2 separate regions of the Homo sapiens genome follow, and region 2 is linked to region 1. The links are chromatin loops, found by intact Hi-C in ENCODE. Cell type or tissue: OCI-LY7. All regions are shown on one strand. Each heading gives the region's core, and the rest is flanking DNA. Links, peaks and the distances in the headings are about the cores only.

Region 1 (15,424 bases), core at 5,899-8,398:
TCCCAAAGTGCTGGGAGTAGGGGCGTGAGCCACCACGCCCACCCCAGAATATAACTCTTATCTGAGGAATGGGAGCCCTTTCAAATTATTAGGCCCAGAGAGGAGGCATTGAAATGAGACTGCTGCGATCACATCCTCTTGCCTGCTTTGAGCTATGTTGCATCTCTTGAAACTGCTTGCTATTGCCACGAGTAGCTGTGGATTAACCTAATTATGCCTCACCCAGCATATAACCCACATCCTATAGCGTAACAGTGTATAGCCAATTGCTAATCGATGTCATTCCTGAAAAACAGAATTTCCGACAGAACTTTATATCAGCCATTCCCTGTTTCACTTTTGTTTCCTTTAAAAACCTGCCTGCAAAAAAGGCCACGTGAAGCTCATATCCAGGATTACTTGGGTCTGAGTTTTTTGGGCAGCTGTCCTTATTTTTGCTCAAGTAAACTATTTTCTTATTTTTATTTTTTATTTTTTATTTTTGAGACAGGGTCTCGCTCTGTCACCCATGTTGGAGTACAGTGGCACAATCACAACTCACTGCAGCTTCAACCTCCTAGGCTCAAGTGAACGTCCCATTTCAGCCTCCCAAGTAGCTGGGGCTACAGGTGTGTACCACCAAGCCTGGCTAATTTTGTGTTTTTTGATGAGATCGGATCTCACTATGTTGCCCAGGCTGGTCTCAAACTCCTAGGCTCAAGTGATCCTCCCGCCTTGGCCTCCCAAAGTGCTGGGATTCCAGGCATAAACCACCACACCCAGCTCAAGTAAACTCTTTAAATCACATTTTGCACTTCAGCCTCTTCCTTTTAGGTTGACACAGAGGACGCAGATGAACATGTTATGGAAGAACATGTTATGGGAGAGGCATGGGAGAAGAGTCTCAGAGTTTCCATGCTCTCTCTGGACACGCCACCCCCTAGGAACTTCCATGTGTTCCACTGTCCAGAAACAACCGAACCCAGTCCTTCTCGGTTTTTATGGAGGATTCATTACATATGCATAATTGATGAAATCATTGGCCATTGGTGACCAACTTAACCTTTAGCCCCTCTGCCCTCTCTGAAGGCTAGGAGTGGGAGTGAAAGTCCCAATCTTCTTGGCCAGCCAACAGTTAATTCATCAGCATACAACAAGACACATTGCTTTAGAGATTCCAAGGGTTTTAGGAGTTGCGTGCCAGGAAACAGGGATGAAAGCCAAACATATGTATTATATCTTGGCCAGGTGTGGTGGCTCACACTTATAATCCCAACACTTTGGGAGGCCAAGGTGGAAAAATCATTTGAGTTCAGGAGTTTGAGACCAGCCTGGGCAACATATCCAGACCTCATCTCTACTAAAAATAAAAATTTTAAAATAGTAGCTGGCCCATGTCTGTAGTTCCAGCTACTCGGGAGGCTGAGGCGGGAGGATTACTTGAGCCCAAAATATCAAGGCTGCAGTGAATCACAATCACACCACTGCACTCCAGCCTAGGCAACAGAGCAAGACTTTGTCTCAAAACAAAACAAAAACATATATCTTATCATGAGTCACAATACTGTATCACAAGCACTTACTATATGCCAGAGACTGTGGCATATGCTTAACACATATTATTGCATCTAATTCTTGCAATGACTCTGAGTTAGGGATTGTTATTATCATCATTTCAGAGATGAGAAAACAGCAAAAAGAGGATAGGTGGGTTACCCAAGTCACCGGGACTTTACAGCGGAGCGCCTGTCTCCATGTTCTTGGTGCGATGATCTATACCAGTGGTTCTCAAAGTGTGGTCCCTGGACCAGTAGCCTCAGCATCACCTGAGAACTTAATGGAAGAAAAATTCTTGAGCCCCACCCCTGACCTGCAGCATCAGAGGCTCTGGGGGTAGGGCCCAGCCATCTGGGTTTCAGCAGCCCTCCTGGTAATTGATTCACATTGAAGTTTGAGAGCCACTCTTCTATACTCTACTGCCTGCTTTTGGCCCCATCCTGCAGCAACCACCCAGTGGAAAGAAGCCATGTGAGCTTGGAACCGAAACAACCCAGTTGCAAGGGCAAAGAGGGCAAGAGTGATAAGGTGGTGCTTTTCTAAGCACCAGAGGCTGTTGCAACATCCCGGAAGTTCAGAAAGCACCCAGGGTGCAGGGCCAAAGATTTCTGGTTTATGATCCTTCAGCTACACTGCACTCTTTACACAGGTCTCAAGGAAATTTCTGCTCAGCATTTAAAAATCAGACCCTAAAAGAAACAGAGCCTGAAGGTGTTACCCGAAAACACCGGGGTTCATTTGCCTGGCAAGTAACAAATGACTCCCCACAAGAACACAGGTTTTGATCAATAGGAGTTTTATTCTCCAAAGCAGTGTCTCCCTGACGGAAGTGACAGAAGGGTTTTATGGCGGTGATGCAGACAGCAGAGGGTGCATTGCTGCATGGAGAGGGGGGTCCTAGCGGCGCAGGCACAGCAAGTCATCACGCCAGCATGTGGGTTGCATGTTACGGTTATAAAGCTACAGCTCCACCCAGGGTGGATACTTTAGCATGGTCATCAGGAAAGTTCACTGAGCCTCATCTATAAGTTGCTGGGGTCTGTCAGGAGTCAGTTCCAGACAACTAGGTGACCACATGCCACAAAGGGTTTGGGAAAACCAGGCTGCAGGGCAGGAGGCTGTAAAATACCCTGATTGCTTGAGTGGATTACATTCCTGTAGTCCCTGGAGACCCTCCCTGTCTGCTTACATTTTTGGTAAGTTCTCTCTCCTTCCAGGCATTGTTCCTATTCTGGTTTATTTTTTTCTTTTTTTGAGATAGATGAGACAGAGTCTCGCTCTGTCACCCAGGCTGGACTGCAGCAGCACAATCTCAGCTCCGTCCCAGGTTCAAGTGATTCTCCTGCCTCAGCCTCCTAAATAGCTGGAATTACAGGCACGTGCCACCACGCCTGGCTACTTTTTGTATTTTTAGTAGAGACAGGGTTTTGCCACGTTGGCCAGGCTGGTTTTGAACTCCTAACGTCAGGCGTTCCATCTGCCTCGGCCTCCCAAAGTGCTGAGATTGCAGATATGAGCCACTGTACCTGGCGTTTCCATTCTTCTTTCATTCATTCACTGACTCATCAAACATTTGCTGAGCACTGCCATGTGCCACTCACTGCGTCCAGTGCTGAGAATGCAGATGAGCCATGGAATGGGACGTGGCAGTAAGTGGAAGCTTCCCCTGTTCCTCCATGGCACCGCTCCTCCAACCCCGTTCCTGAGAAGTCCCCAACCTCCAGCCACGAAGGGGTAAGGCCACTTCAGATAGGAGCCTCCAGGGCTCTGCAACTGTTGTGCCAATCGTTGGATGTGAGGTGGGGAGCATGCACAGGCAAGTGGACTTCGCAGCACAGGGACAGGCGAGCCCATGGAGGGAGCCCCCACCCAGACAGAGAGCCCAAAAGTCCCCCCAGTGCTCTGGGTCCAGCGGCCCTAGCTGTGGATGCCGTGACTTGTCCCCAGGGGCAGGGACCAAGCAAGGGGGACTAACACTTATTAAACACTTACTTACAGGGCACAGCTGGTTCTTTCCACCCCAGGGAGTCCTCACAACGGCCATGAGTGTTATCCCTGGTTTCCCAGTGAGGACACAGGAAGGCTGAGGGTCTTGTCCAAGGTCCCACAGCTGGGAATCAGGTTCCTGTCCATCTGATGACACCCCCCATAGCTCTGTGCTGCCTCTGCAGAGGGTGGCCACTGGACCTATCATGCCTCCATGGTATTCCTAGGAGCTGCTTTAGCTCAAGGAGTTTGGTGTAGAAACACAGAGCCTTGGTCTCACCTCTAACCAGCTATGTGGACCCCTTAGGTCTCTTCTCCCCGGAGACCTCCTTTTCCTCATCTGTAGACTAACAGGGTAAGAAGGCCCAGGACTCTGTCCTCTCTGGATCCACACACCTGGCCTCTGGTCCCATCTGCTCTTGAACCTGTATCTCCTATGCTCCCAGGCAGGACCTGCAATGAAAATGCAGGGCCCCTGGCCCCAAAACTATTCAGAATGTCAAAATGCCCTTTCCTACATTATACATTATACATTTCTTCAGATCATAAGTTTTGTTGCCCACTCAACACCAGTGGCAGTTTGGAGAAGGGAGAGGCCATCCAGACCCACACATTGGGCCAAGCAGAAGGCACCACAGAGACCCAAATCAGTATAAAGAGGGGTTCTAAGGATCAGAAAAGGTGAAATCTCTCCCACAAACCCCAGCAGAAGGCATGGCCCGTCTCACTCAAGAAGAGTTGGGATGGGAGTGTCACTGTCACCGGGTGTGACAATGGTGACAGCAGAGCTTAAAGCAAGCACGGGTCCTTCTGAAACAGGGAACTGTGTGTGGGTCATGCACTCACGAAGCTGGCCCTGGTTGGACAGAATCTGGCAGAATTTGGTGGCCCTAAAGAAGAGCCAGGTGCCATCCATTGCATGTTCTCAGGGTAGGAGCTCCTGTACCTCATGTCCTAAGGAGTGCCTAGAAGACAGGAAGCCCTGCCAGTAGGGGCCTGTGGCTGACACCAAGAGCAGCCAAGCCAGGAGCCATTCTTCCCTCCACACCTGCTAGCAGGTGCCCAGGTCCAGACTCACACCTGGTGTATGCCAATCATAACACTCCCATCCCAACTCTCCTTGAGCGAGAGGGGCCATGCCTTCTGCTGGGGCTCGTGGGAGAGATTTCACTTTTTCTGATCCTTAGAACCCCACTTTATACTGATTTGGGTCTCTGTGGTGCCTTCTGCTTGGCCCCATGTGTGGGTCTGGGTGGTCTCTCTCTTCTCCAAACTGGCACTGGTGTTGAGTGGGCAACAAAACTTATGATCTGAAGAAATGTATAATGTAGGAAAGGGCAAGCTTAAAATGGATGTTAGAAAAACTATCATGCATTTCTGCATTGCTCGCTGGAATGCTCACTCTTGACACCTTCACCTCCCAGGGCTGACTTTGCAGAGGCTGCCATGCTGAGAGGAAGCCCAAGCTCCCCCCACATGGATAGACTCCATGGAGAAGACCAATCACCTGACTGCACCCACCTGAGCATCCCCCAGCTGGAAACACCAAAGAACAAAGCAAGACTGGATGTTAGACCTCACAGTTCCTTAAGTCAGGCTAGGCCCTTCCTAGGGCTCCTCTACTGGCCAGATGGATGAAAATTCTGTGGGCTTATACAATATGGTGGAGTCTCCTCAAAACAGAAGGTGTAAAATTATTTATCTCATATTAGGTTTGAAAGCTAATATTGATTTAGAAGAGACCCATTTAAGAAAGAAGTCTTGAAGCTTGAGCCATGCACCTCTCTGGCTCCAAGCCAGTCATTTTTGAACTGCAGTCTTCTGTCTTAGTCCAATTGTGCTTCTATAACAAAATGCCTGAGACCAGGTAATTTATAAAAAACAAATTTATTTTCTCATAGTTCTTGAGGCTGGGAAGTCCAAGATCAAGGCACCAGCAGGTTCGGTGTCCAGTGAGGGCCTATTCCTCATAGATGGCATCGTCCAGGTGTTCTCTTGTGGCAAAAGGAATGAAGGGGAGCAAAGTCTCTCCCTTTGGCCCTTTTTTAAGGACAATAATCTCACCCATGAGGACAGAGCCCAAGCGGCCTAATCACCTCCTAAAGGCCCATTTCTTAATATTGTTGCTCTGGGGATTAAGGCTCAACATGAATTTTGAAGTAGACATGAACATTCAAACCACAGCACTTCCAGTCCCTCAAAGTGCAGAATATGAGCTGGAAGTGGGAGGGGTCAACAAATGACCCTTGACTAAGGGAGCTGGATCACCACCACACAAGCAGCAGCAGGGATGGAGAGCTGAACCTTGGCCTGGGAAGGGGATCCAGGAACATGGCAGGCCCTGGATGCTGGACCTCCAGGGCAGAGCAGGACCAGACGCCAGGCTGACTACTATGGCGAGAGGAATTCCTCCTATTCCCTGTATGAGAAATGGGAATTTTACCATCATCCTTAGAATGCAGAAGCGACATTAGCATTAACATTTACACTTTTAATTGTTGTTGCTGCATTTGGGACTCCCAGCTCTAGGCAATATGATTGCCAAGCCATTGCCATTTGTTACTCCACTAAGGGACATTTGGGAACATCCTGCCTCCCTGGGTTCCAGTGTCACTGCAGCCAGAGGCTGTGTGGGAGATGGGGAGGGACCAGGTGTGCTCCTGCCATAGGGCTCCCCCATCACTGGGTAAACTGAGGCTTGGCCTGATGTCTTTCTAATTTAAAATCGCAGGACCAGGACCTGCACCACTGGACAAAATGAAAGCACCTGTCCCTGCTCAGGAGACAGTGAGAGAGCTTGGCAGTTGGGATGGGGGTTGGGGGTGGAAATAAACAAAAAGATGTACACAAGAAATGGCTGAAAAACAAATAAAATGAATGCTAATGAATACTGTGCAGACTGACTCAGTATATTCCCAGGTACAGTGACCAGTGTGCACAGCCAAGTCCACATGCTCAGTTGCAATGGTGGTCAAATCTCTAGGGAGCCCCCAGCTTCAACGTGTGTGGCTTTTTTTCTCCACTTCAGTTTCAAGTCCCACAGCAAACTGGTTGGCCCACTGGGCCTGGATCTAGGAATGTAGATCCAGGGTGTGGATCTGAGTGTGCCTCCAGCCTTCCCTCCCTAGGGTGTCTCTGTGCAGTGGCCTTGTTCTGTCCTGCTGGGGAGGGACTTTCTTAGGCAGAGAGGAGGGCAGTGGCTGCTGACTGCCCCACCGACGGAGACCCTAGAGGAAGAAGGGACTTCCAAGTGTATATATAATGCCCCAGAACTGTCCCATTTAGGTTGACTAGGCACTCACCCCTCAGACCCATCCATTACTGTCACCACCCCCAGGCCATGTGCCCCTTGCCACAGCCAGGAATGACAGGATTCTGAGACTGTGGCTCCATTGGGAACGGGTAACGTGGGCAAGGGGAGAGGGCCAGTCTCCCCCCAGAGAACAGGGCAGTGCTACCAAAAGAAGAGGGAAAGAGACACAGAGGCACTAAAATCTCTTATGTCTGCAAGATGTGTATATGTTTGTGGCAGTGGGGTGCCAGACTTGGGTGGGGAATAAATCAATTATTTGTCTGTAATGTCAGGCAGAGGCCAGCAGAGGGAGATGTTGGAATGTGTTGGGATTTGTGGGCCCTCTACCCACAGACAGGACTTGGGAAGCCAAGTTTATTCTCGGCTGAGACATTTGTGTTGGTGGTGACCCCAGTAGTTCAGTGTACACTAACTTTGTCTTATGTACAAAACCATTTAAAACAGTGTATAAAATTACCTTCAGACTACATGTAAAAGATGTATATGAAAAAAATGAATTTCATGTTTAGACTTGGGCCCCGTCTTCAAGAGATCTCATTCTGTATATACAGATATTCCGAAATCTGAAAAAAAAAAAAAAATCCAAAATCTGAAACACTTCTGGTCCCAAGCATTTTGGATAAAGGACACTCAATCTGCATTGAATTAACAGCACCGCCCAGCTCAGCGAGCCTGCCAGGGGCGTGAGAGCCCTGAATCCACACAGTCTGCTCCAGTCCCCACTTAGATTTTCCCCAGAGGGAGGCATTTCCTGGTGCTCTTCTCACCATCTAGGCAGCTGGGCATTCTGAAATGTCTCCAGGAAATGCCGTTGGGAGATTTCTGAGACTCTTCAATCAAACCCAGGCCTTCAGGGAGCACCCAGGTTGCAAGTGGTGAGTCCAGAGTGCAAGTGTTGTGCTGAGAGTGCTGATGGTGCAGAAAGCCCTGGATTTGAAACCCCAGATGCAAACGAGCTTGGGTCAGCTGCCTGACTTCCTTGTGCTTCTGTTGCCTCTCCCTAAAATGGAGATATAGTAGTTCCTGCCTAAAAAGTTTGATGCGGGCCGGGTGCGGTGGCTCACGCCTGTAATCCCAACACTTTGGGAGGCCAAGGCGGGCGGATCAGGAGGTCAAGAGATCGAGACCATCCTGGCCAACATGGTGAAACCCCGTCTCTACTAAAAATACAAAAATTAGCTGGGCGTGGTGGCGGGCGCCTGTAGTCCCAGCTACTCGGGAGGCTGAGGCAGGAGAATCGCTTGAACACGGGAGGCAGAGGTTGCAGTGAGCCGAGATCGCGCCACTGCACTCCAGCCTGGCGACAGCCTGGAGACTCCGTCTCAAAAAAAAAAAAAAAAAAAAGTTGATGTGAGGAATAAATGAAACAATACATTCTAGCGTGCCTAGCACAGTATCTAGTACACAAGTGCTCAACAAATATTATAATAATATTGTAATCCCTAACACAGACACACATTGGAATAACCTACGTAACTGGTTGCACATAAATCTGTCCCAAATATTTGCAGCTGACCCCTTCAGGCAGGAACAGCCCATCACAATGGATAGAAAGCATGTTAAATGCCTGTGGGCTCCCTGCCTTCTTAAGGACACATGACCCAACTTTTCCAATTAACTTGAGGTCACAGAACATCAATCAGTATATTATGTGTTTTTGTTTTATTTTAATTTTTGTGGGTACATAGTTGTTGTGTATATCTATGGGTTACATTGGATGTTTCGATACAGCATGCAAAGTGTAATAATCACATCAGGGTATATAGGGTATCCATCACCTCAAGCATTTATCTTTTGTGTTTCAAACAATCCAATTATACTCTTTTACTTATTTTTAAATGTACAATTAATTTTTTTTTACTGTCATCATCCTGTTGCACTAGCAAATACTAGGTCTTATTCATTCTTTCTAACTATTTTTTTGTACCCCTTAATCATCCCTCTTTCACCTCTATCCTCACCCTCCCCAGCTACCCTTCTCAGCCTCTGGTAACCACCTTCTACTCTTCATCTCCAAGAGTTCAATTGTTTTAATGTTTACCTCCCACAGATAAGTGAGAACATGTGATGTTTGTCTTTCTTTGCCCAGCTTATTTCACTTACCATAATGACCTCCAGCTCAATCCGTGTTGTTGCAAATGATAGGATTTCATTCTTTCTTTATAGCTGAATAGTACTCCTTTGTGTGTATGTACCACGTTTTTTTATTTCTTCATCTGTTAACGGACACTCGGGTTGCTTCCAAATCTTGACTATTGTGAACAGTGCTGCAATAAACATGACAGTGCAGATACTTCTTCAATATACCGATTTCCTTTCTTTTGGGTGTACACCTAGCGGTGGGATTGCTGGATCATAGGATAGCTCTATTTTTAGTTTTTTGAGAAACCTCCGAACTGTCCTCCATAGTGATCGTACTAATTTACATTCCCACCAGCAGTGAATGAGAGCTCCTTTTTCTCCACATCCTTGCCAGGATTTATTATTGCCTGTCTTTTGGATAAAAGCCATCTTAACTGGGGTGAGATGATATTTCACTGTAGTTTCGATTTGCATTTCTCTGATGATCATTGATGCAGAGCACCTTTGCATATACCTGTTTGCCATGTGTATGTCTTCTTTCGAGAAATGTCTATTCAGATCTTTTGCCCATTTTAAATCTATTATTAGATTTTTTTTCTATAGAGTTTTTGGAGCTCATTATATGTTCTGGTTATTAATCCCTTTTCAGATAGGTAGTTTGCAAATATTTTCTCCATTCCATGGGTTGTCTCTTCACTTTGTTGTTTCCTTTGCTGTACAGAAGCTTTTTAACTTGATGTGCTCCCATTTGTCCATTTTTGCTTTGGTTGCTATGCCTGAGGCAAAAAGAAAAGTCTTTTCCCACTCCAATGTCCTGGAGAGTTTCGCCAATGTTGTTTTTAGTAGTTTCATAGTTTGGGACCTTAGATTTAAGCCTTCGATCCATTTTGATTTGATTTTTATATATGGAGAGAGATAGGGGTCTAGTTTCATTCTTCTGCATATGGATATCCAGTTTTCCCCCAGCACCATTTGTTGAAGAAACAGTCTTTTCCCCAATGTATGTTCTTGGAAACTTTGTCAAAAATGAGTTTACTGTAGATGTATGAATTTATTTCTGGGCTCTCTATTCTGTTTCACTGGTCTGTGTGTCTGTTTTTAGGCCAGTACCATGCCATTTTGGTTACTATAGCTCTGTAGTATAATTAAAGTCAGGTAATGTGATTCCTCCAATTTTGCTCTTTTTGCTTAGGATAGCTTTGGCTATTCTTGGTCTCTTGTGGTTCCATATTAATTTTAGATTTTTTTCTATTTCTGTAAAGAATGTCATTGGTATTTTGATAGGGTTGCATTAAATCTGTAGATTGCTTTGGGTAGTATAGATATTTTAATGATATCAATTCTTCCAATCCATGAACATGGAATATCCATTTTTTGTGTCCTCCTCAATTTCTTGCGTCAGTGTTTTATAATTTTCATTGCAGAGATCTTTCACTTCTTGGTTAATTCCTAAGTATTTTATTTTATTTGTAGCTATCGTAAATGGGATTGCTTTGATTTCTTTTCAGATTGTTCGATGTTGACATTTACAAATTTTTTGATTTTGTATGTTGACTTTGTATCCTGCAACTTTGCTGAATTTGTTTATCAGTCCTAATAGTTTCTTGGTTGGGTCTTTAGGTTTTACCAAATATAAAATTATATCATCTGCAAACGAGGATAAATTTGACTTCTTCCTTTCCAATTTGGATGCCCTTCATGTCTCTTTCATCTGATTGGTCTAGCTAGAATTTCCAGTACTACATTGAATAACAGTGGTGACAGTGGACATCCTTGTTGTGTTCCAAATCATAGAGGAAAGGCTTTCAGTTTTTCCCCATTCAGTATAATACTAACTGTGGGTCTGTCATATATAGCTTTTATTGTGTTGAGGTATGCTCCTTCTCCACCCAGTTTGTTGAGGGTTTTTATCATGAAGAGATATTGAATTTTACCAAATGCTTCTTTAGCATTCATTAAAATTATCATTTTTTTTGTCCCTCACTCTGTAAATATGATGTATCGCATTGATTGATTTGTGTATGTTGAACCACCGTTGCATCCTTGGGATAAATCACACTTGGTCATGATAAATGATTTTTTTAACATATTGTTGAATTCACTTTGATAGTATTTTGTTGAAGATTTTGGCATCAATATTCATCAGAGATATTGGCCTGTAGTTTTCATTTTCTGATGTGTCTTTGTCTGGTTTTGGGATCAGGGTAATGCTGGCCTTGTAGAATGAGTCTGGAAGTATCATCTCCTCTTCTGTTTTTCAGAATAGTTTGAGTAGCATTGGCACTAGTGCTTAACTATTTGGTAGAATTCAGCAGCGAAGCCAAGTATGCTATGTTAATTTGGTGACGCCAAGTATGCTATGTTAATTCAATGCGGGTTGAGTATCCTTTTTTTTTTTTTTTTTTTTTTGAGACGGAGTCTCGCTCTGTCGCCCAGTGGCACGATCTTGGCTCACTGCAAGCTCCGCCTCCTGGGTTTACGCCATTCTCCTCAGCCTCCGGAGTAGCTGGGACTACAGGCGCCCGCCACCAAGCCCGGCTAGTTTTTTCTATTTTTTGGTAGAGACAGGGTTTCACCATGTTAGCCAGGATGATTGCGATCTCCTGACCTCATGATCCACTCGCCTCAGCCTCCCAGAGTGCTGGGATTACAGGCGTGAGCCACCACACCCGGCCAAGTATCCTTTATCTAAAATACTTGGGACAAGAAGTGTTTCAGATTTCAGATTTTTAAAAAGATTTTGGAATATTTGCTTATACATAATGAGATGTCTTGGATATGGGGCTCAAGTCTAAACATTAAACTGATGTGTTATATACATCTTATACACATATTCTAAAGGTAATTTTATACAATTTTTTAGTAATTTTGTGCATGGAACAAAGCGAACCTTCAGAAAGCAAAGGTGTCACAATCGCAGCCACCCATGTGGACAATCTGTGGTTGTTTGGCATCACCATCACTCCTGACTCTGAATTTATATGCTACCGATAGGCAATCATTTTCTTACCATTATTCACATGTAAATATTTAAGAGTAAAAAATCTTACATATCATTAATAGAGTGAAAAAATAATGTACTCATGGTAATTAAGCAGCATAGTAGCATCACCAGAACACCTGGATCAGCTGCAAAACAACAGCAACAAACAACGGCAGGCTTTTGTTGTCATTTTTAGTGGGGTTTGTTTTTTGTTTTTTGTGTTTTGTTTGTTTCTGAGACATGGTCTCACTCTGTCACTCAGGCTGGTGTGCAGTGGCACGATCATGGCTTACTGCAGCCTCAATCTCCCTAGGCTCAGGTGATCCTCCTGCCTCCTGCCTCCATGCCTCCTGCCTCTGCCTGGGACTACAGGCACATGCCACCATGCCCAACTAATTTTTTTTATTTTTTGTAGAGATGGTTTTCGCTATGTTGCCCAAGCTGGTCTCCAACTCCTGGGTTTGCCATTCTCCCACCTCAGCCTCCAAAACTCTGGGATTAAAGGCATGAGCCCCCAGGGTCCAGCTAATATGTTTTGAATAAAAAGTTACTGTGTGCTGTACTTTATTTCGTAGGTGAGAAGAAACATCAGAAGCAGTTGAGGGCCCAGGAAGTGGGTCTTGTAGAGATGAGGAGGTATTCTGCTGGATGGCTTTTAGAATGTTTCCTCCAGAGTCCTCTGCCTTATTCACAACTGTTTTTGTCTTAAAATCTCTCTTGGATTTTATAAACTGACATGATTTCTTGCTCTGTTAAACTGCTCCAGCCCTTCAATAAGCCCATCACACATTTTCACCACATGGTCTATAGGCACTTTTTCTGCAGTGTTACATTAACAATAACATCTTCATATCTCTATTATTATGATCAACTAGATTTAGAGCCATTTTGGCTTTTTCACCATCAGTAAATGAATGAACAACTAGAGTCTCCTTATTGATCTTGAAAACTTCTTCAATATCCACTTCTCCCAGCTTAGAGACAGATTCTGGAGGTTGTTTTTTTTGTTTGTTTGTTTGTTTGCATATGTAAGGGGGTCAGACATTGCTTTTTTCCCACTTGACATACGGAATCCTTCAAAATCACCACCTTGTTCATTGTCATCACTGAACATAGTTGCAGGCCAGACATTGTTCAAGGCCTACACAACTGTCTTCACTGTGTTCCAAGCATTTGCGACAGCATATATGGCATCCTTCTTGCTAAACTTCTTTTGAAAACCTTTCACACCCACACTTCTGTTCACTGCTGTTAGCATACTGTTCAAGAAAGAGTTTTTATATTTACTCTTTGTTGATTTAAGGATACCCTGGTCACATGGCTGAATTAATAGAGCCATGTTTGGGGAAAGTACATGGCATAAACATTATTTTTTATGAGAATTTCAGCCAGAGGATGAGCAGAACAGTTGTCAAGAAATAACAAAATCTTGCAGTCAACATCTAGTTCAGCTTCCCAGCAGTGAGAACAAGCCACTGGTACAAAATGTTTGTGAAGACAATCAGAAAAGATGTCCCTAGTGATTCATGCCTTTCTGTTAGCATAATAATAAGCTGATAAATTCTTTCCTTGAAAACAGCAAGAATGCAAGCTTTTTCCTATCACAGCAAGTGTACACTTAGCATGCCTGCCACATCAGCACATCCCAGCACAGTTATTCTCTCTGTGGCATCCTTAATTCCTGCAAGGTCTGTCTCATTAGCTGTAGTCAGTGTCTTTTGGGGGCAATAATACTAAAACAATGATGCTTCATCAGCATTATAGACTCGTCCTGGCATCAGATTTTCATCAGCAATGACCTTGGCAAACTCATCAGTGAATTCCTCCACTGCTTTGTGATCAGCAGATGTTTCATCACCAGAAATCTTTAAAAATGTAATGTTATGTCTTTTCTTACATTTCTGCAAAGAATCTGTTGAATATTTACAGTTCCCTTTAATTTTTAGTTCATTGTGACACATCTTTGCTTGTATCATGATCAGCATACCATTAAGGGGCGTGTGTTCATGGCAATGCTGATAGATCCACTCTTTCAATACACAATTGGGATCTTCATTTTTAGCTTTATGCAGTGTTTTTCTATGTTTCATTAACTTCTTCTGTTCATCACTCTCAGTGTAGAGCCTCAACAGTTTATCCTTCTGTTTCTTCAGGTCATATATAATGGCCATTCAAACACTATACTCTTCTGTAAGACGTTTTGCATTTGCACTGCTCTCCAGCTTTTTCAACAGCTTGACTTCCTGTGCTATACATATAAATGTTTCCTCTTTTTGTTTTGCTGTTACCCATAAAGGTGTCTGCAGGCCTTTTTGACATTTTCAAGAACATCTCTTCACTACAGGAAGAGAATTAAAAAAAAAAAAAATGAATAATGCACACACCGTCAGGCCTTGTCCCCACGTACTGCATTGTGGGAAAGCTGCCATTGGCACATCCAACCTGTACACATGTCATTTTGTTACCCTTTGTGGGTGTGCTTGTGTGAAGGAACCTAGGCATGGGCAGAAAAGATACATTGCAACTGAAGGGAACTGGGACTGTCTTTTTTCCCTTGGGGACTCCAAATAAACCGTGTGTTGTACACCTGCATTTTAACTGTGACCCATCATATGAGGTGTAAATTTTCCACTTGTGATATCAAGTCAGCACTCAAAAGTTTTGGATTTTGAGCAAAGTGTGGTGGTGCATGCCTATAGTCCCAGCTACTCAGGAGGCTAAGGTGGGAAGATATTTGAGCACAGGAGATCAAGGCTGCAGTGAGCTATAATTGCACCACTCACTGCACTCCAGCCTGGGCAACAGAATGAGACCCTGTCTCTAAGAAAATAAAATTGAATAAAATGTAAAAGTTTTGGGTTTTGGAGCATTTCAGGTTTTGGACTTTCAAATCAGGGATGCTCAACCTGTAATGATATCAGGGACCCTATTTGATGGTAGAGGAACTTCTGGGGGGCTTGTTCCTTGGTTCTCACTTGTGTTGGACACATGTGAAATTACCAAGTAAGTGGCATGTGGACAAGCAAGAATAGCTTCTCTTTTAAGGTATGTGTGTAAACTGATGCAGCTACACAGATCTCCAGCACACACACACAGAGGCAGTCTCTAACTTACCACATTTACCTACAGGAAGAGCCAACCCCAACCCTCCACTTCTGAGCTCATGTTGCTCTAGGGCAATTATAAACAAACAAATGAAACTCCAAGATCAAAACATCTCCTGAGAACCCAGAACAGATGAAAAGAGTAGAGCAAGAAACTAAGGAAAGCAGAAAGCCTTGAGGGCAGAGGTTTGCAACCTCGAGTGCACATTAAAATCACCTAGGGAACTTTAAAATATGCCCTTGTCCAACCATACCAAAACTCCGAGTTCTTTGGTCTGGGACAGGGGTTTGGTGGTGTTTTCTAAAGCTCCCAAGTGGGCCAGCCATGGTGAGTCACGCCTGTAATCACAGCCCTTTGGGAGGCTTGAGGTGGGAGGATCATTTGAGGCCAGGAATTCAAGACTAGCCTGGGCAATACCG
Region 2 (15,424 bases), core at 6,733-9,232, 96 kb before region 1:
GAAATTAATGAGATTAGCATGCCATTTCATTAAAAATGTTTTTGCTGTTTTCAAGAATATCCAATTTAATGTTTGTTAATCATAAGCTACCCATGCTCATTACAGAAAATAAACAAGTGTCAAAAGAAGAAAATAAAGCCACCCATAGTCACAGATCCTCATTCCAGTCCTCTACTATATCTTCAAGATTAAATTTAATCTGAGTAGATGAAAATCAGACTGCAACCTCGCATGACAAGGAGCCTGTGGGGGATACAGCACAGAGAAACTGGAGATCAATAAGGAGGAGCTGTAAAAAGATGCACCCTGTGCAAACAGTAAGTTAAGGTACAGTTAAATTTTACAAGAAAGTGGCATCTAAAAGAATGGGTAAAAGACTCCTCCACACTTGGAATCAGTGGGAAAAAGAAAATCAAGAAAGAGAGCTTCAAAAACTTCAATATTCAAAGATATTTGGAAATCTATCCCTTATAGAAAAAGCTCCTGGGGTTTCCTTTTTTGAAGCAAAGCATGCCCAGAGGTAGATGTATATAATTTGCAAGTGATTCTAATCAACCTTCTAATGAAGAATGAGCAAAAGACACCCTGTTCTTAATAATCACAGAGCAAGGTTTTATCTGTGATGTGCTATTTACATACAGAACTTTACACAGTGCTTTGCCCACACAGCACTTCGCTCAGTCCACGCTAACTGTAATTACAATTTTCACTTACTGCAGTTGACATTTATCTGAACCCCTTTTGAGAAACTAATATGTTGTGTGGCTCTTCAGCAATAGTAGGTTCAGAGAAGCTGCTGGAAAGCAAGGAGTTCTGTTTTGACACATAGGTTCTTTTGGATCCAGTTAACTGAAACATCAATCCATTATTTACATAAGGCATTTATGCTAGCTCTCAAAATGAGAGTCTGCAGTGTAAAGATTTTATTTTCAGATGACTGCACTTGTTTTCAGGAAATCTAGGTAAACAAATGGGTTAAACTATAATACTTCAGGCTGATTTAAAAAATTTTTCACCCTTAACAAATTGGAAAACACACAAATTAAAATTTACTCCAAACATTCAAAAGTAAAACATTAAATGGGTTTTAAATTTTAGTAATGTGGTCCTTAAGAAGAAGTAGAATATAATGTTTTCTTACATCTGTAAGACTCTGTGGAAAATGTTTCAGAGAATGATTTCAGGGACTTATGCTGCAAATTTATTTGCCAATTTATGTGAAAACCAATTATAAATGATTTTTAAGGTTTCTACATCATCACTTTCCACCATTATCCCTTAAATTCCTGCTTCCCAAATACTATTTAAAATGGCTCCTTTAAAACTGGCTGGGGATGAACCCTCAGGAAGTCTACCTTGTGCTGGTCCCCCAGGGCACCTGATTTTAAATTAAATGTGCTGCAGGCGGCAGTGCAGTCAGGTGCAGAGTGCCTTGGCATGGGAATCTGAAATGAATGTGCAATCTAAAATCCAATAAATACACTGCCACTTCATCCCTTCGTCTTACTATCAAATGAAACCAAGAACCCTCCAAATACATTTGCAGGATCCTTTTAATACTGATGTTCAAGTTTAATGAAATAAACACAAGCTAGGGCTTTCAAACTTTGGATATAAAATTAATCATTTTATAATGCTTCCAGACAGACAGACAAGACACACACACACACACAACTTTAACAGGAACATAATGATAATGACTTTAAATGAAAGAATATAAGAACAATCGATTTTAAGTATAAAATCCCAAGAAAAATTAAATGCAATGTATTTAAACTCTTAAACTAATTTATCTCAATAAACTCATCTATCAACAAGGATTTACCCATATGTCTGAGTCCCTAGCCTCATGCTAGTCAGCACCAACGTAGTATGAGGCACAGCCCCTGTTGTCTGGAAAAAGGAGCCTGAGACACACGCACTGATTTTGTGGTACAGAAAATCCACAATCTTGGAAGCTGACATGTGACAATAACTGCACACTGTTGACAAAAAAAAATACAGGAAGGGCGAGGTGTGGCTTCTGTGGCAATCTGAGACCAAAAGGACAAAGTTTCACCCTCTCTCCCGCTCTAGGAGTATAGCCTAGCCTCCCAAATGTCATAAAATCCTAATCTATAAATCATTCAAAGCTGTGCTCACAGCTGAGTTATATTTCTAAGTTTTCATCACCAACAGACGTCCCAAGTGCTGTGCCTTTTATTTCATGACTTGCTTCAAATATTTGTTTTGGATCTGCTGGCAGAGAAGATTTCAAACTACAGTTTGAAGAAAACAACTAGCCAAAAAAAAAAACAACAACAAAAAAAAAAAAAAACAAAAAAAACCTCGGTCTTTGATAGACTGGGTACATGCCTGTAATTTCCACCATGGTGTGGGAAGGTAAAACGGGAAACACTCTACAGAGGTTCACTCTGAGTCCTGCTTCTGGAATCCCCCAGTTTCCTGGGTCCGACACCCACATTACCGAGTAACCAGATTATCACTGTTTCTATGTAAGAGTGAAGAACGGCCACCATAACATACTGTCGAAGGAAGAAAACACGCATGACCTAAAATATTGCTACCCAGAAAAAGAAAGGGAATGGGACTCACACCTTAAGGAAACACAAATCAAACATCATCCCGAAAGAGAAGGGGGAGCCACAGAATCCCACAATATTAGCTGTACAGACAAGATCACCCAAAGGGGCGAGGCGTGAACGACAGGGTTCCAGTTGGGGGCAGATGACAGAAGTGACACGCAAAATGAAAACGAACCACGAGGGAGTTCTGGAATTATTACAGGACCTGGCTTGCCGAGAATGCTTCCCTCAGATAAACACTTAGAGTTTGGCCGCTGTATCTTGTTTTAAAATGTTTCCAATGAAACACAACTGGCTTTGGAAGAGTTACCCAGCCACAATTTCTCTCTTAAACCAGACCAGATTCGAAAGACAACAGTAGTAGAATGTAGCAAAATGAAAGAGAGAAAATAACACTTAAAAAAAAAAGCTTACATGTAAATTTATTACTTAGGGGAATTAGCCCATAAAACTACAATTGCTGACAAAAAATTATAAGTAACATTTCTAGGTAAAAGTCTCTTCTTGCTTCTACTGATCAAATCTTTTTGAAGTACGTATTTTCGTACTGGGTCCACAAGCAAAAACTCCACTGACGTCAGGTGTAGAATGTTCCACGGGGATCTGCAGTGCAGATAAAAAGCCAAAGGATGAACTAGAGAATTTCTCCCTGAGAAAAGAAATCTTCAAACACCTTTTTTTCCCCTAATTTCCCCACTTGCAGCCTTTCTTTTCCTTTCATGACTACTGCAGAAAAGTCCTAACGATAAATTTGTTACCCTGGCATTATTCCCATGGCAACTGGCTGTGATAGCAGTGACAGCTCTACAGCAAGATCAAGCAGTGAAAAGGGAGACAGAGATGACTTCGAATTTTTCTCTTAAACCTCTTAAAAATCTAACCAGACACGGCACTGAGGGAGGGAAAATTCCCTAGAAAAATCACATATTTCAGGCCAGGCACAATGACTCACGCCTATAATCCCAGCACTTTGGGAGGCTGAGGTGGGCAGATCACTTGAAGTCAGGAGTTCAAGACCAGCCTGGCCAACGTGGTGAAACCCCGTCTCTACTAAAAATACAAAAATTAGCTGGGCGTGGTGGCACATGCCTGTAATCCCAGCTACTCAGAGGCTGAGGCAGGAGAATCACTTGAACCTGGGAGGCGGAGGTTGCAGTGAGCCGAGATCGTGCCACTGCACTCTAGCCTGGGCGACAGAGAGAGACTCTGTCTTAAAAAAAAAAAAAAAAATCACATTTCAAGTATCATTTTCACAACTCAATTCTCACTAGAATTTTTTGTTGCTCTCCAGGTACCCTCATCTCCTTCCCCAGGTATAACCTCAGCTTGTCCCCAAGAGCATAGCAACACCACTCTAGATAACAAAGAGAAAATCGCTCCCTGCAGGGACCCAAATCACCCCGAGCCCAGGGTTGCTGGCTTGCCGGAGTTCGGAGTTAGGAGTTCGGAGGGCAGTTTGGAGTCCTCACAACACCCTGAAATGAGTGGAGAATCTGGGAAAATAATCTGACTCTGATCCAGGACCAATAGCCTTAAAGTAAGAGGACAAAAAGAGGGATTTGCTTCTCACCTTTACAGATGGTTCATTACATAAGTCAGTTTGAAATTAATCACAACAAGACCAACAACTCAATATTTTAGTAAAGTCAAAACTTGCCAACTGCCTTCTCCAGGACAGTTTCCAAACAAAGCAGTTGTTCCTGAGGGCCTTTTACACACATCACTCCGGATGCCTTCATTGTTTTACACAACCTTTATGACAACCTTCTAGAATAGGTTTCATTATTCTGTTTTTACAGAAAACAAAATAGAGTTTCAGAGAGGATAAGAGGCTTACAGAAAGCAAGCAAAGCACACAGCCTTCATTCTAACCGATTTTCCCCAACTTCATGGGTTTATACTTTTAAAAAAAATTCGTCCTTTAATTACAAGGAATACATGTAAACTGTAGAAAAATTTTTAAATCACCATAAAAGCAATTAGATAATACAGAAAAGAAAGAAGAATATCAATTACTGGCAATGCCAGCACCTCAAGAAACCATTTCTATAATTTTGGCGTATGATCTTTTCTCCATATACGCATAAACAATAATCTTACATGTATACTTTAAACATTTTAAAACAATAATGGGGTCGGGCACAGTGGCTCATGCCTGTAATCCCAGCACTTTGGGAGGCCAAGGCAGGTGGAAAACCGAGGTCAGGAGTTCGAGACCAGCCTGGCCAATATGGCAAAACCCGGTCTCTACTAAAAAATACAAAAATTAGCTGGGCATGGTGGTGCACACCCATAATCCCAGCTACTCAGGAGGCTGAGGCAGGAGACTTGCTTAAACCCAGGAGGTGGAGGCTGCAGTGAGCTGAGATTGTGCCACTGCACTCCAGCCTGGGCGACAGAGCAAGACTCTGGTCTCAAAACAAAAACAAAAACAAAAAAACCCAAACAATAATGGTATCACACAGTATGTTCTATTTCTATTCAATAAATCAAGCTCTACATCAGTGCTTCACATACAGGGAAGGTCAGGGCTAACCCCACCACCCTTCTGAAGACTTAGCACAACCTCACAGCTTGTCCCTGTTGGCTTAGAAACAAGTACCATTGAAATTCAAACTTGAGAAAGTCTTATTGGTCAAACCGACCCACAGAAAATTCAAGGTCATATTCATTCCCGACGGTGGTATAAGAGTATCCATTTTCCTACACCTTGAACTCCCTTGGACAATGCCACTTTTTCATGTCTGCTAATCTTATAACAATTGCTGCTGTCCAAGGTCACCCAGACAGTAAAAGACAGAATCAGGTTTTGGACCCAAGCACTCTGGCTCTGGACTCTGTTATTTTCATAGAGATGAGCATGCTAATTGTTGTGCAGGCTAATCTAGAGCTCCTGGCCTCAGGCGATCCACTAGCCTGGCATCCCAAACTGCTAGGATTACAAGCATGAGCCACTGCACCTGGCCCCAGACTAGAGTCTTAACACTAGACTCTACTACATAAAACAGTATCTATGTACTCATTTCTAATAAGTACTCATTCTCTCCTAATAAGGTGGAGCTATTTTTTATGTGTGAGTTATTTCTTCTATCAATAGAATTTTTCTTTTTCATAGTAATTACAAGGGCTCTTTATAAAGTCAGGCTAGTAACTTTTCTTTTTTTCTCTTTTTCTTTTTTTTTTTTTTTTTTTTTTTTTTGAGATAGAGTCTCACTCTGTTGCCCAGGCTGGAGTGCTGTGCTGGAGTGCAGTGGTATGATCTCAGCTCACTGCACCCTCTACCTTCCAGGTTCAAGCCGTTCTCGTGCCTTAGCCTCCCAAGTAGCTGGGATTACAGGCGTGTGCCACCACACCTGGCTAATTTTTGTATTTTTAGTGAAGATGGGATTTCACCATATTGGCCAAGCTGGTCTCGAATTCCTGACCTCAAGTGATCCTCCCCGCCTTAGCCTCCCAAAGTGCTGGGATTATAGGCATGAGCCACCATGCCCGACCCCAGGCTAATAACTTTTTATCTGTTGTATATGCTGCAGATATTTTTCAAAGTTTATTGTTTCTCCTTTAACTGTGTTTACAGTTTTTAGTTTATAGGTAGTCAAATTTATCACTTCTCCCCCTTTATGGCTTCTGTCTTTGAGCTCATGCTTGGAAAACTCTTCTCCTTCCCAAGATTATGAAATTATTGAACTACACTTTCTTTTTAAAAAATTTTTTTACATTATAACATTTAACCCATCTACAATTTATTTTGTAATAAAAACAGAGATGAGATACGAGTTTGAATTTTATTTTCCTGAATGCTTTGGCAATGGGCTTGACATAATTTTCTGGCTAAATCATTCTTTCCTCACTTATTTGAAATGTCAACTTTATCATCCTGTGAAATATTACCCTTTTTTTCATTTTTGGATTCTCCAGTGTTTTCCATGGAGCTGTCTGTCAACACCCCCATTAATATCAGTCTGTAATATTCATTATGCTTTATGCTTTAACAACAAGCAGGGCTACCTTATGGGTGCTACATGCCCCAATCACAAAGGTGCCACCTGCTACAATAATATAATAGCATTTAAAGAAACAAATGCCAAATTTAAAATCATTCTTCAAAATAACAACCTTACATATTCATAACATGGAAAGACAAGAATATTCTAGCAAATATTGTAGACATCAACACAGAAATCAAGTCTAAGATTTCACAACATGGTATTTAAGATCCTATTTAACTCAGAAGATCTATGTCAGGAATTCATGCTCATCACGTGAATCAATCAGAAGTAAATTCCTGATACAAGTGATTAAAGTAACTCAAAATAATACTTGTCAAAAAAAAAATTCAGGCTCCCAATGTGCACCTCACTAACCGTGTTCCTTAACAAGTGCATATAAATAATTATGAACAATGTGAGGCCGAGGCAGGCAGATCGCCTGAGGTTAGAAATTCGAGACCAGTCTGGCCAATATAGTGAAACCCTGTCTCTACTAAAAAAATACAAAAATTAGCCAAGCGTGCTGGTGCACACCTGTGGTCCCACCTACTCAGGAAGCTGAGGCAGGAGAATCGCTTGAACCCGGGAGATGGAGGTTGCAGTGAGCCGAGACTGCACCACTGCACTACAGCCTGGGCGACAGAGTGAGACTCTGTCTCAAAAAATAAATAAATTAATAAATAATTAAGAAGAAGCATGGCTTGTGACACTGCATCCGTCACCAACCGCAGAGGTGTGTGAGGGGCACACTGCCTTTAACCACTCAGACCTCCCTGACAATCTCCACTCCCTCTCCTGCCAGATCAGCTTTAGGTGTACATATACGTAGAATAACAGTGACATCTAATGGTCACAAAACATGTCACATAACATTTATTTAGAATAAAACCACATGCACATTCTAGGCTGGAAGGCCCAATCAGGTACTTTTCAGCTGCACACACCAGGTTCCTATTTTAAATTCCATGCCTTGGTGGGCCCTGAGTGATTCGGAAGACTATCAAAAACCACACTGCATGTGATACCAACAATGCGTTTCATTATTCCTCATTAGTTCTTACTATGTCCATTTCTCTCCAACCATCGGCTCAAGTGACAATGATAAGAGTAAGTAGACGTGGTACTTACAACCCGTCACTTAAAATGACCCTCAGGAGAATTCTGAGCATACCTTCTGAAAACAGCCATTTGCATTCTGCATATTTGGAGAGCAGACACCTACTGTCCTCAGCCAAGAGATCGGAATGCACATCATTCTCATCCTCCTCCTCTGAACAGTTACCGGGCAGTGTCAGGGGGACCAAGGACAGCATTTACTTTCCAGTGAGTTATCCAAATACCATCAGCCAGGCCTCAGGATAGGCCGGCAGAGGTCCCCCTCCAGCAACACAAGGCCCCCTTCCTCACCGATTCCAGCTGCTTTCAGAGTGCTGTCTTCTTTCAGCAGGAGTCTTTCGTCATCTTCCAAACTCAACACAAGTTCATTTGTCTAAAAAAAAAAAAGAAAATCTGCATTTTATCAGTACTTACATGGGTTTGTTTGGTGAGACTTCTCAAAGACACAGAGTTGTAACTCTGAGCACAGCAATAATCTAAGTAGATTCCACTGCCCTGGCCGTAATGAGGGCAGTGAACAGAGGCACAGTGAGGTCCTGCCGAGCTCACGCACCACATAAAGCAGTGGGGACAGTTCTGTGGCATGGGCGTGAAGTCAGATCAGGATGCAAATCCAGACTCCACCAGCACCCAGCTGTGTGTTCTCAACAAGCTACACAACCTCTCTAGGACTCGATTTCCTCATTGGTAGAAAAGGGGAGGAGAGGCCCCTTCCTCATCACCTGTGGTAAGGGTGACAGGATGGGGCATATAAACCCTCAGCAGTGCCGGCCGCAGGGTGAGCACTCTCTCTTAGCTGTCACTGTTCTTTTGCTGCATCATCATCATCATCTTCTGCCATCCTCACCTGGTCAGCGACAGAGCTGAGCTTCCAGCTCTGGCCAGTCCGACTTCTGAGAGAAGCAAGTATACTTCCTTTTTTCGTTTTGTTTTTCGAGACAGGGTCTCACTCTGTCACCTAGGCTGGAGTGCAGTGGCGTGATTATGGCTCACTACAACCTCAGTCTCCAAGGCTCAAGCAATCCTCCCATCTCCAGCCTCCTGAGTAGCTGGGACTGCATACATGTGCCGCCAAGCCTGGCTAATTTTTTTTATTTTTAGTAGAGACGGGGTCTCACTATCTTGCCCAGGCTCGTCTCAAACTCCTGAGGTCAAGTGATCCTCTGACCTTGGCCTCCCAAAATACTGGTATTACAGGCATGAGCCACCACACCTGGCCACAAGTATACTTCAAACGGCCAGAAGTCCACATATCTAAAAACCTTGCCCAAGCTAAAAAACATCTGGTTCCATGTCACATTAATTGGAATATTTCTCTATGTGATTTGGGGTGGGGGTAAATGAGAGTGCTCTCCAGTGATATTTACAAATCCAGTGAGACTCATAAATACAAGTGAAAATTTAAACTTGCTATTGACTGGGTGCGGTGGCTCATGCCTGTAATCCCAGCACTTTGGCAGGCCGAGGCAGGCAGATCACAAGGTCAGGAGATCGAGACCATCCTGGCTAACATGGTAAAACCCCGTCTCTATTAAAAATACAAAAAAATTAGCCGGGAGCGGTGGCAGGTGCCTGTAGTCCCAGCTACTCAGGAGGCTGAGGCAGGAGAATGGCATGAACCTGGGAGGCAGAGCTTACAGTGAGCTGATATTGCACTACTGCGCTCCAGCCTGGGCGACAGAGCAAGACTCCATTCAAAAAAAAAAAAAAAAAAGTTGCTATCTGCCCCTAAATAGCACAAAGAGATAACCACTAGTGGCACACAGCACTACTTGTCAACCAGAACACACCTGTTTAGCAACATATTCTATTTGTAGAATACAGCTGAGACAGAGAGTCAACAGAAAGGCCTCTCAGCAGCCAAATCAGAAGCCCAAGCCACGCAGGGTTTATGGACCTCATTCACTGCAGAGCACAGGGGCTTAAAACTCCAGAGCATACAGATTAAAAGAAAAAATACTTTACTCAAAAAATCATTTTAGAATAGGTAATACAGTCTGTAATCCCAGCACTTTGGGAGGCCAAGGCAAGAGGACTGTTTGAGCCCAGGAGTTTGAGACCAGCCTGAGCAAGATAGCAAGACCCGATCTCTACAAAAAAAAAAAGTTTTATTTAATTAGCTGGGTGTGGTGGCACACATCTATACTACTAGATACTCAGGAGGCTGAAGCAGGAGGATATCTTGATCCTGGGAGGTAGAGGTTGCAGTGAGCTGTGTTCATGCCACTGCACTCCAGCCTGAGCAACAGAGTGAGATTGTGTCTCAAAAAAACAAAAAACAAAGAATAAGTAATATCTACTCATTATACAAAGTTCTCCAAGCATATATGAATAGAAAGTGAAAAGTCAGTCTCCTTCCAATCCCCATCCACCAGCTATCTAGTTCTCCAGAGAGGACTGGGACCACTGAGAGGACCTGTTTCCCACACCCTCCCAACACAGTATATTAGCAAAGCCTTCTGATCCTTGCCAATCTGACAGGTGTGGATTAAGTATAGTCTTAATTTGTATTTTATTATGCTTAAAGTTCTGAATATTTTCTATTTTTTAATGGAATTGTAGGCTAATTTTTCCAATAGAATTGTAGAGTCTAGAGCATCTTCACATGCTAAGGAAATTCGGCCTTTTCTGTAAGTTAGAAAAATTTCCCCCACTTTTCATTTGTTCCTTGCTTTTCTCAGTGGTTTTTTTTTTTTTTTTTTTTTTTACATAGAAGGTGTTAAATGAATTTTCGTGGAATAAATAAGTTAGTGAATGAAGTAAAATGTATCAATCTCATATCGTTTCTCAGTTTTCTGTCATATTTAGAAAGCCCTTCTTCACGCCAAGATTTTTTAAATTCCCTGTTCTCTTCAAATATTTTTAAGAATTTCATTTTTTGAATTTTTCATCGTGGAGAATTTCAAATATACAATAGATACAGAATAGTGTAATAAACCCCCTGCCCTGTACCCAGGACCCAACTTGAACAAATTATCAAGTCATGTTCCATCTGTTTCATCTCTATCCTCATCTATGGGTTTAATTTTTTAATCCAAGGGGTATTTATTTTGGCATAAAGAAAAATACATGGATTCAACTTAGCTGTTTTTTAGATGTTTATGCAGTTATTCAAATACTATTTATTGAGTCCTCCATCTTTTCTTTACAAACTTGAAATGCCATATTTACTATACATTCAATTTCCATATTTGGAAATATTGGGGTCTATTTTGGAACTTTTAATTCTGTGCCCTTAAACTACCAGTTCATGTGACAGTGCCATACTGTTCTAATTACTATCGTTTTATAACATGTCTTATATGTTAGAGCTAATTACTCTCATTTCTCTTTTTCAAAATTCTCCTGATTATTCTTATTTTTTACATACTGATTTTAAAATCAGCTTATTTAGTTTACATATAAACACAAGTATTGTATTTTATTGGGGCAGCATTAAATATGTAAATTAAGAGAGAACTGATTTTACGCTGTTGTATCTTCCTATCCAAAATATCCTAAGCATTTCTATTTAAGTCTTATTTTGGAACTCTCATAGCAGGTTTTGTTTTGTTGTTAAGTTGAAGTACAGTTTCACACAATGAAACGCACAGATCTTGAGAGGAGTTCACTTTAATGGGTCTGAAAAATTAATCGCAGAGTTTAGATGCGTATTTTCAAGTGTGTGTGTGGTGAGGGGTGAGGAAGGACAGCAGCATTTTAAGTTTTCTTTTTAAAGACCTTGCACATTTCTTATAAAGTTTGTTCCAGGATATGACTTCCACACATAAAATGGAAATTAAAGTTTTTATTTCAATCTTAATAGAAATTATTCCGACTTTATAAACACACCACTGATTACCATCCATAATACACACACACATACACACACACACACACAGAGGAGGCTCGGGTGGGAAGGTATCCAGTCAGTCTTTTTATTGTGGGAATGGGAAGAAATTTCTGAGGATATGTAGTAACTGCAATTAGGAAAGTCTCTAAGCCCAGAAAATTAGGGAAATGGGGAAAATGCCTTTTATGAATGAGTTCATTAAGACAAAGGAATTATTTAGAAGTCTCTCCTTTCAGCTGACGAAGGAGATTAAAATTACAGCTGAGTTGGAACACTAACAGGCCAAGCCAGCAATGCCACAGGCCCCGCAGATGGGGAATAGAAAATGAAAGGACAACAATAACTTGGAAATGAGAAAAATGACTGTGAACTGGATAAGGCACAAATGAGGACATGTGGATGAAGTTTCTCTGAAGTTTTAAAACCGTATCTGTGAAAATATATTGAACTCTTCCCTTAGAAAAGTTGAAGCAGAAACTTGCAGAACCATCCCCAGGGCATCTTAACTAGCATTGTTATGATTTGGATCAAAGTTCATAAAGCCAGATTCCAGAAGCACTCTGAGTGACTTAATTGTTTTGGGAGTCCTCCCTTAAACAAATACATTGTTCAACTGGAAAAACAAGCCCTAATTTTATAACTAGAACCTGCCAGTGTGAAACATATGTCTTAAATATAAGTAACAATTCTAAGATTGTTTTGTCTTCCGATGACAGGATAATTTCCAGATTTTTTAAATGTTATAATACTGATAATTTGAACATGATGAACTATGTCTCCACTAAGATAAAGGAATAATTTACTACTTACTCCTTTTTGGCAACATGAGCATATGAAAAGCCAAATGATGTAGAACATGCAGCAATGAATGGAGAATGGGGACTTGCTTTGCTTTACAACCTTTTTGAAGAGCGTATTGTTTTATTTTAACTTTATTTTATATTTGTATTTGTATTTTAGATGTATATAATACACAAAAATATAGAACATTACCTATTCTCTACATTTTAGGAATGAGGTTGAAAACATTCCTGTCCCAGAGGAGAGAAATTGGACGAAGTCCAAATATGGTGGCCACACATTCTAGTACCAATCAAAAGGGCAGATTCCATACCACAGCCCCAGACACGTGTGAGCATGACATTTTGAGGCATTTCACAATGGATATTGTAAAACTGGCATATACAATCCTTGGTATAAAAAATAAAGTTACTAGAAGGAACCAAGCCTACTAAACCCTTGACTTTTGCTCAGTGAAACTGATTTTGGACTTCTGACCTCCAGAATTGTAGGAGAATAAATGTGTGTTGTTTTAAGCCACAAAAATATTTTTTAAATAACATAAATTTTAAAACACAGTTACTAATCAATGGTCAACAGACATAGCCTCATGCCATTTTCTTGTGATCTGTGATACGCATTTATCTGAAAGGTGATTGAGTGTATGGAGTGCATCTACGACTACAGAAGACAATGAAATAAAATGAATTAATAAATACTTCATTCAAAAATTGTTATGGAAAAACTCCTATGAGCCAGGCACTGTGCTAGGTATTGGGATATGACAAATAATATCTTATTCTTGAGTAGTTTATATAATACAGGAAGATTACTGCTTTAATGAGGACTCTATGGAAGGCCAGAGATTAAAGAAAAAAAGATCACTCTGCTCTGTCTGTATGATAAACAAATCTTTGACTGTGGCTTCATAAAAACGTTACTCTAAAAAAGTAAAAAAACAGAAATATAAACACACAACAAACCCATAAATAAACAGCTCTCTTTGGGAAAGGTAAGACAACTTCAGGATTGCAGGCCATGGCCTTGGTGGAGCTAAAAGGTGTGTTCCCAGAGCCACAGTTCTGTGCCTTCTCTTATACACAGCAAGAATCAAATTAGAACAAGTGAATTATTTGTGTCTGCATCTGGCCCTTTTGTTCTGGTACAGAATTAAGAAAATCAAAGACACTGGATTGCCAGATAATAAGCAGTTTCTTTTATCTGTAAATTGAATTTACTTTTCCAAGTTTTATGCTTATTTTATGTTAAATATGTGCTTGATAAACAAAATATGGTATACTTTTTTTAATTAACACTTTTTTAAAAAGGACCTACTACTAACAGGGAAATAGCTTATTTTTCTTCAATGAAAAAGCTAAGGCAGTAAAAAGGGTACCTACAAAATAAAAAGCGCTATTATAATGGGAAATATTTTAGATGTACATGTATTCATTCACTTATTCACAAATTCAACCAACATTGATTACTTGCTATGTGCCAGATACTGTACCTGTGGAACATACCTTTGATTTATGTGCTTGATGAATAATCTTTAGTGCATCTGAAAGAAAAAAGCAAGTTATCTTTTTACACAGTTTATTCTAAACTTCTTTTCAAATTATTAAAATGGGTGGAGGGTGGCTACGAAATTGAGAAATGTAAGTCCTTGTTTTATAACCAGACTCATTTAGAAATATACTATACAGCAAAAGAAAAATTACTTCTGTAGATCATTAAAACTGAAGTAAAAGATCTTTATCTTTTAAAGCCTTGGTCTTTGACACACAGCAGTGTGTGTGTCAGAACTTTTTGTCAACTCAGCACATTTTTTCTTAGAATGGAAGACAAGCAAATCAGATTACTGTACCTTGTTTTTTTGGAGTCAATACAGAACAGGATTAGCAAATAATGTAAAAAAAAAAGTCTTAAAATAGACATTAGCAAATGCAGTTCAAAAAAATCTATTCAGATGAGATATAATGACAAGAGAGCAAATGATGATACAGGTGTTGCCACTCTCAGTATTCAAACACTGTATCTAGGACCACCGGGAATCTGAGCAAGGCTGCTAATGCCCCAGGAATATCACTATCTGTCTCTTGGTTTGCAAATACTGCACAGGCTCACACCATTTCATCTGCTCTATTCAAACCCAACTTCACTCCTTAATTTGTTTATCTTGAAGTCAGGCTACACTGTGCACTTCCAGTAAGTAATTTCTCCACACTTGGGTAAAATTCGAACTCAGCAACAATCAGCCCTTAATTACATAATCTACACAGCCATTCAACAGGTTGAAATTCAGAAAGTTTCCGATTCTTCACTCGTTTTTATTTAAACATTTAATGAATGCATTATGATTACAGTGTATTATTGAATAAACTCCCAAACTTAAACTAAAACTCATTCCTATCAATCACGTTGTAACAAGGAATTCCAACAGTGACAGGAAATGAAAGGATCTATTTTTAAAACAGACCTTATTTAACTATGTTCTCATAATACACAATAAGGTGGCTATCTAGATAAGAACTAGCACTCTGAATTTGCCCATTATTTTAAATAGTCAACTTTCAGTTATCTATTGCAATTTTTTTTTTTTTTTGAGACGGAGTCTTGCTCTGTCGCCTTGGCTGCAGTACAGCAGCATGATCTCAGCTCACTACAAGCTCCACCTCCCAAGTTCAAGCAATTCGCCTGCCTCAGCCTCCCGAGCAGCTGGGATTACAGGCTCCCACCACCACACCTAGCTAATTTTTGCATTTTTAGTAAAGACAGGGTTTCACCATGTTGGCTAGGTCTCGAACTCCTGACCTCAGGTGATCTGCCCTCCTCAGCTTCCAAAGTGCTGGGATTACAGGCATGATCCACTGCATCTGGCCTTGTAATTTTTTATACAAGGTCAACATAATCCTCAGTAACTCTGTATTCCTAAGAAATAAAAATAAATCTAACCTAAGTAAAATATGCATATTAGGGATGTAAATAAACCATAATTGCTAAAAATAAGCTTAAAATGTGTGTAAGAAAATAAACAAAGTTGACTTTCAGCTTATCTAGTATTCCAAATTACCTATCATGTCCTTTTTCTTACTATAGATATGTTTATTATTTGAGACAAG

Evidence for each region. Hi-C counts contacts between places; a loop is a spot of excess contacts. Peaks named below come from ENCODE experiments on the same cell type or tissue, not always from the same donor. Only the 100,000 strongest peaks of a DNase experiment are listed, where the experiment ranks them.
Region 2: it touches region 1 in a loop (5-fold over the local background); 4 of 110 quality-filtered maps call a loop at or near these places.

Annotation. Positions count from the first base shown.
Region 1 is chr2:119,400,772-119,416,195 of GRCh38, forward strand. No RefSeq gene overlaps it. Among named protein-coding and RNA genes, the nearest start is that of TMEM37, 23 kb to the right of the region's middle. In OCI-LY7, for the core only: CTCF peaks have their summits at 7,113 (motif pointing right) and 7,318; a DNase peak (open chromatin) is centred at 7,140.
Region 2 is chr2:119,303,641-119,319,064 of GRCh38, forward strand. C2orf76 (chromosome 2 open reading frame 76) reads right to left here. Exons shown (of 6, transcript NM_001322331.2): 4 at 13,826-13,863; 5 at 7,982-8,063. Among named protein-coding and RNA genes, the nearest start is that of C2orf76, 55 kb to the right of the region's middle. RefSeq lists enhancers at 3,693-4,194, 9,632-9,731 and a silencer at 8,318-8,377. In OCI-LY7, for the core only: CTCF peaks have their summits at 7,441 (motif pointing left), 7,903 and 8,103; DNase peaks (open chromatin) are centred at 7,061, 7,401, 7,961 and 8,371; H3K4me3 peaks cover 2,500 bases; H3K27ac peaks cover 2,500 bases.